Regions from separate parts of the Homo sapiens genome. Here region 2 is linked to region 1. The links are chromatin contacts, found by Hi-C or POLR2A ChIA-PET in ENCODE. All regions are on one chromosome and are shown on one strand. The core of a region is the stretch at or near the end of the contact, and the rest is flanking DNA. Distances in the headings are between cores, read along the strand shown.

The links. A loop is a pair of places that touch in the nucleus more often than their neighbours do. ChIA-PET counts read pairs that join two places held with the same protein, here RNA polymerase II (POLR2A). Pooled maps may share reads with other maps.
Region 2: a map of MCF 10A shows a loop between it and region 1 (7-fold over the local background). The contact joins two enhancer-like sites. A Hi-C loop is called at or near these places in 16 of 168 maps with a recorded cell type or tissue (A673, Caco-2, Calu3 and 10 more), 3 of 37 single-sample maps with no recorded cell type and 11 of 50 pooled maps. POLR2A ChIA-PET finds 5 or more read pairs at or near these places in 2 of 52 experiments (HEK293 and Panc1).

The regions. Positions count from the first base shown.
Region 1 is chr11:86,454,823-86,458,086 of GRCh38, forward strand. The region is part of intron 8 of ME3 (malic enzyme 3); the gene reads right to left. Among named protein-coding and RNA genes, the nearest start is that of CCDC81, 82 kb to the left of the region's middle. Within about 2 kb of position 1,454, at least 5 of the 41 ENCODE cell types and tissues checked have a DNase peak (open chromatin) inside an H3K27ac peak, as active enhancers do; they include endothelial cell of umbilical vein and heart right ventricle, where a contact is called at or near this core.
Region 2 is chr11:86,566,163-86,569,210 of GRCh38, forward strand. The region is part of intron 2 of ME3 (malic enzyme 3); the gene reads right to left. Among named protein-coding and RNA genes, the nearest start is that of ME3, 100 kb to the right of the region's middle. Within about 2 kb of position 1,434, at least 8 of the 41 ENCODE cell types and tissues checked have a DNase peak (open chromatin) inside an H3K27ac peak, as active enhancers do; they include endothelial cell of umbilical vein and heart right ventricle, where a contact is called at or near this core.

The DNA.
Region 1 (3,264 bases), core at 204-2,703:
TGCAGGGTGGGAGTATGAGTGAATTTTCTATATTCTCTGTTTCTAGTTTTCCAGGTGGCTTATTTTTAGCTAGCTCTAGGGTGGGCCTTCTCCTAGATTTATACTTGGCTCAGTGGCTGAGATAGGGGGTACAGCAAACAGTTGGTGGCCAATAAGTGCACATTCATCATTGTGGACATCAGAAGGCGGGACTCTATGCAGGATCATACTTCTCAGAAGATGGGGTGCAGGCACCCCTGTCTTCACACAGCTGTGGCCTAGAGGGAGTGCTGAACTGTTGGCAGTGTCACAGAGACAGGGCTAAGGATACTGGGACTTCCTAACATCCTTCCCATGGTCTGCAAAGTACACAGTGTGCACCCTCTGAGGGCCTACAAAGTGACAGGCACCATGCTAGGCACTGTCGAAGACAGATGAATCAAACATGATCCCTGCCATCAGAGAACTCCCAGTTTACTAAAACTTGGGCACAAAACAGTAGAACACAGTGGGTAGTCAGAGATCACTGGAAATTGTTACATTCATTTATTTTTTGAGCATCAATTATGAACCAGGCTCAGGTACTGAGGATACCATGGTAACAAAATAGACCAAGCTCATTTCTGTTTGTAAGGAAAGAAATTACTAAATGATTACAAGTGTGATGGCTTTTATAAAACAGTTGTTCATGACATACTTTTTGTTAGTTTATGTACAGAAAAGTATGTTATCAGTATCAACCTACCTCTGCAGTGCCTCCCCGTGTACTCCATGTACCAGTAGCTTTATTCATTGTTCCCTACACATATCATGCATGTTTATACTTAGGTACATTTCCCCTGCTATTCTACCTATCTAGAAGACCATTTTGCAGTTCATTATTCCTTAAGACTGCCCAAATGATCAGCAAGACATTCCTTGCTACCCCAGGCATCCTTAACCATGCCTCCTTTTCCCATATCTACTTTTTTATCTAACCTGAATGAAGCTGGACTATATCATGGTCAGGCTCAGCACTGTACTGCATTCAAAAGAAACACCAAGCTGACATCCAAGGAAGTATCAACAAGCAGTTTAAATAAGTATTTAAATCACTTAAAGAAAGGGCGAGGAGAATTGCATTGTATGACCCTCTTCTGAAATCCCCAAATCCCCTTTGTCCTTAATTTTCTCCAAAGTCCACTTATTATGTGGCACTCCCTATTTTCTCTGCCTCCCTCCAAGTAACTCCATACTTCTTACTCTCCGCCCATAAAACTCTCTTTCATTTCAGTTCTACGGAGTCAGAATTTGTATTTAAAAAGATCTCCAGATGATTTGTATGCCATTCCAGTTTGAGATGCACTGAACTAGATGGCCTCTCTAGGTGAGGTACTAGTTTCCTGCCATTGGCTAGCGGGAGTTTTCTGCTCATCGGAGTCTGTTTCAGGACAGCCTTTTGCCTCCCTGAAAGGAGGGGTTGCGCAAAGCATTTGCCACCAGATGGCGCCAAAGGTATTCCATCAGAGATGATCCCGCAGACACTACACTCTGGATGGGTCTTTTTCTTTTTGGGTGTCAACCGTCTTCTGGGGTTATTTGCAGGTTGAATAACTGGGCTTCCTCACAGAAATTCGGTGCTGGATGGGGATTGGAGATCATGGCATTTAACAGTTGTACAGATGAGGAAATTGACAGAGAAAGGTGGCTTGGCCCTGTCAGTCACCCAAAGCAAGGAAACCTGGGGGTTTCCTTCCCAGGTTTGCTTCCATCCCTTCATGATCTCTGCTGCTCAGACAGCCCTTCCTGACTATAGTTGAAGGCAGCAGGAGAGGTGTTATGGGGTTTCTCTGGGGAAGGACGGAGCAGGGTGGTAGCAGAGGCAGAGGGAAGTGAACTTAGGCAGTAGATGTCAACATTCAGCTGTACCTCTGGAAGGGGAGGGGAGCTCAGAACAATGGGAAATCTGATGGGAAAGAGTCACACATTACAATAAAAGGATGCAAGGTCAGCTGCCATTTATTGATCACTCTTACTGTGGCCTTGGCTCTGTGCTGTGTGCTTACCAGCACAGGATTTGCTCAATTAATCTTCCCAACAACTCCATGAAGTAGGGACTACTGTGCTCCTATTTTTTGCCCTTAAAAGTGGAGAGTGACGCTCAAGGGAAATGGAACTAATCAGGACAGAACTTCTGAATCCTTTCACCACCAAGTCTTCAGACCCTCTGCCTCCAATGTCCAAGTACTTGCTTTTCCCCCTGTTACCATCGATGCCTCCCTGCTTCTAGCTAAAGCACCACTTGTCTAATGGATCCCATCATTTTTGCCTACTTGTCCCATTATTCCCACTCCTATTTCCTGCATATTCAATTTTGCCCTCTCTACTGGATCATTCTCATCAGCATACAAATACACTGTAAAACTTCCATCTTTAAAAGGCCCTCCCTTGGTCCTATATGTCCCACCCTATTTCTTACTCTCCTTTATAGGCAAACTCTTCTAGAGAGCTGAATATATTAACTGCATCTAGTTCCTTCCTCCTTGGTCCCCATGAAACCCAGTCCAATCAAATGACTGACCCACCTCTTGTCAGGGTCCCCAAGTACCTCCAGGTGGCCAAATTCAGTAATCAGTTCTCAGCCTTCTTCTTTCTTGACCTCTCAGCAGCATTTGGTACTGTTGCCCATTTTTTTCCTTTGGGAAGCTATTTCTGCACTTGGTACAGGCCAGAACTCAAGAGGAAAAACAGTGGTTCTTAAGCTCCAAATTACAAAATTTGGCAAATAAAGTTATCTCCATCATTAACCTGCATTTTTGGGGTGCTCTTGGGCTATGCACTAGGGGTTTAAAACTGGAAAGGAAGCTACTTAGCTGTTTCGAGGTAACCACTCTGAGAAGCCCATGGGTCCAGGGATGTGCTGGAACATGACTTGTGCCCATAAATGCCATGGGCAGCTGAAAGTGTGGCAGGTTGTTCCTATTCATGGTAAAAGAAAAAGAAGTTTTTTTTTCCAGAGGGAGATTTCCATAATTACATTTCCTGCAAACTGAGTACTTGAGGTTGTAGCTTCAGGAAATAGCACAAAAGGACATGCTGAAAATGTAGTTTCTGCTTTTAATAGTCAGATTTGACAAAGTTAAAGGAGTTGCCATGCTGAACAATAGATTATTGGAGGAAAGAATTTACTGCTTTATCAGGTAAGGGAAAACTTCTGACCCAGGCAGCAAGAAGGACAGAAAGAGTTAGGCTCTGTCAGGGTCTGGCCACGGTGGCTTTGGAGGCCTGGATCCCTATTGGGACAGA
Region 2 (3,048 bases), core at 184-2,683, 110 kb after region 1:
AGGAAGGGGCCAGAATCCCCATGGGGACTGTGCTGGCCTGCTAATGTAACCCCTGTTGAATTTAAGGCTGATCATAGCTGGGGCAACTCTGGTTAAGCCTTTTATCTATACTGAGTCCCAAATAATGCAAGTTTCCTCCAAAAAGTGAAGAAAACTGTGCAGGTGATAAACGAGACCTCGATTATGCTGTTGACAGGCAGCTTCCCCCAGATTTCCTTGGGGAAAGGAAACTCACAAAGGTAGGGAGCATCAGAGCTCCCTTCATTCCTCTGCCACCTCAAAATGATTTCATCCAAAATTATTACAACCCCTTTGATAGGGAATTACTAACCATAGGGAGATCCAAACCCATATATTGATTATCCTCACCTTAGAGGTATTGCTATCATCAGTTCTAAAGAAGAGACTTTAATGAATATCTAATCTTATTCTATACTTTCCTTACAGCCACATTGTGAGGAAGATTTTACAACCTTCCCTTTACAGATGAGAAGGCTAAGCAAGAGAGGTTACATAATGCTCCTGAAGTTCCACGGCTGTTACTTCACACTCTATTGCTTCTTAAACCAGGATGCATTTTATAATAAATAAGTATATTTGGTGTGATAATTTTTTTCCTGATGATTTTCTTTGACTAGAGGTAAGTGATAAAACCATTTGTATTCTTGCCACTATAGTACACATCCTCCCAGGACGTTGGTGAGACGGACCTCAGAAAATGTGGTGGGGTGTCAGGGGAGTTGTGAGAAAGGAGTGGATAAAAAAAGAAGAGTGGCCAGGCGCGATGGCTCATACCTGTAATCCCAGCACTTTGGGAGGCTGAGGCGGGTGGATCACCTGAAGTCGGGAGTTCAAGACCAGTCTGACCAACATGGAGAAACCCCATCTCTACTAAAAATACAAAATTAGTCAGGCATGGTGGTGCATGCCTGTAATACCAGCTACTCGGGAGGCTGAGGCAGGAAAATCGCATGAAACTGGGAGGCGGAGGTTGCAGTGAGCCAAGATCATGCCACTGCACTCCAGCCTGGGCAACAAGAGTGAAACTCTGTCAGAAAGAAAGAAAGAAAGAAAAGAAAGAAAGGAAGGAAGGAAGGAAGGAAGGAAGGAAGGAAGGGAGGAAAAGAGTGAATGAAAGTTAGACTCCTTGGCTACTCCCAATTTCCTCTTTATTTTGTAATTTGGGATCTGTAAAACTTTGAATACTGGGCTTCTTTTGTATTTTTACAAAGTAATAAGGACAACTTATCATAAAAGAGTGCCAGAGACTGGGCACTTTCACCAAAAGCCTTTAGGCAGGCGACTGTTCACTGCCTCGGTAAAGACTATGATCATCTTTCCTTGGCTCAGAGCACCTTAGGGAGGCCCAGGTATCTAATTATGACATCATCTTTGTTAATGATCACTGTGGCTTTTCAGAACAGTCCACTTCTCTCTACAAGGAGAAATGTTTTTCTTGGCTGACTGCCGCCACCTTCTTTTGTATTTGAGGAAAAGGGATGACTGTTTAGCAGCTGGTAATTTCAGGGATTACAAGATAATACTTCTTGAAGCTACTTTTCATCCTGAAGCTAATATTAAGGCAACCTCAGATTTACAAGTCTGCAAAGCAGAAATGAAGGCACTGTAGTTGCACCACGGCCTCCAACATAGGACAGGCACAAGACAGTTCACTAGGGCTTAAGGGGGAAGTGTGAGAACTTATATTTCTCTACAAAAGAAATAAACTTTGCTAATCGGCACTCAGATGCTTGTTCTGTGTATGTAAAAAAGTCATGGGGTATATGAGGGGTCTGAAGGTAAGAGTAGGGACTGTACAACATGTACAAGTCAGAGGAGTTGATGCTGGGGCCCTTATTCATTCTTACCACATTGAGAAGTTACAGTTTCCGTGTGTCTAGTAAATAGAGTTACAGATTATATTATCTGGTTTTAACAAAACTCTCAATATAAGACAGGCGGCTTTTGAAAAATGGCTGATTCTCACAGTCATATTTTAACCTAATACCCTTGTGGAATTCAGCGAGGACATGCTGGTAGGGACCTGACTATTGTTACTAGTTTTGAATGTCTCATCTGTTACAGGGCCACTGCTCTGACCTCTCCAAGTCAGGTGTAGTCCCCACCTGCTCTGGATTCTCCCAGGGAACCTTTGGATCTCCTCAAGATCTAACAACCAATGGGTTAATGTCTGGAATAGTAGGAGGCCTCAAGACCCTTCCCTAGCACTAAAGACCTGTGACCATTTCGACTGGTCAGTGCTTATGCCGAACCATTTTAAATCTTTTACCTATCACTCCTGACTTTACCTATTTCATCAGCTTTCCTGAATGATCATCTCTGGTTCAGCTACTGAACTCTATTTACCCATGGGCTCAGCCATGCCCAAGTTACCAGGATGAAATTTACTGGCATCAGAGGGAGGATATTTCAATAGCTCCCACCATCAAATGGCAGGGCGCAAAGGCAGCAAGCCCCTTAGATGGTGCTTCTGTCCCAGCCTTCTGCTCTTCAGAGGCCTGGGCTTCCCAGTGCCCATTCCTTATGTCTGAGTTTGTCCAGGGGTCAGTCTCCCAGTACTGCTTTGTGATCTGCCTAGTGCCTCTAGACCCAGAGCCCTACTGTGTACTTGACAATCTCTTCTCCTTCATTCAACAAACACCCATGAGTTCCTACTTTGGGCCAGGACTGTCATGTTAGGCACTGGGGATTGTTGAACAGAACAGGTCCTGGTCACTGTCCTCAAGTGTCTACTAGAGGAGACATGTGGGTTAACATACAATACCAATCCTGGGCCTCTGCCTTGGGCAAGCTGCTTCTCCCACTTATTAAATGAAGTGCTGCCCATTTCATGTGTTGTGGGATTAGATGAAATAATGCAGGTAACATGCTTAGCACAGATATTGGCACATAGGAAGGGTTCAGTGAACACCAGCTGTTCTCCTTATTACTATTAGTATTGTGTTCACGGGGCAGGGTGACATAAGAGAGCTCATGAGCAGATGCTGGAGAGGAGCCTTGAAGGACGGTCCAGAGCTAGTCTGGCAG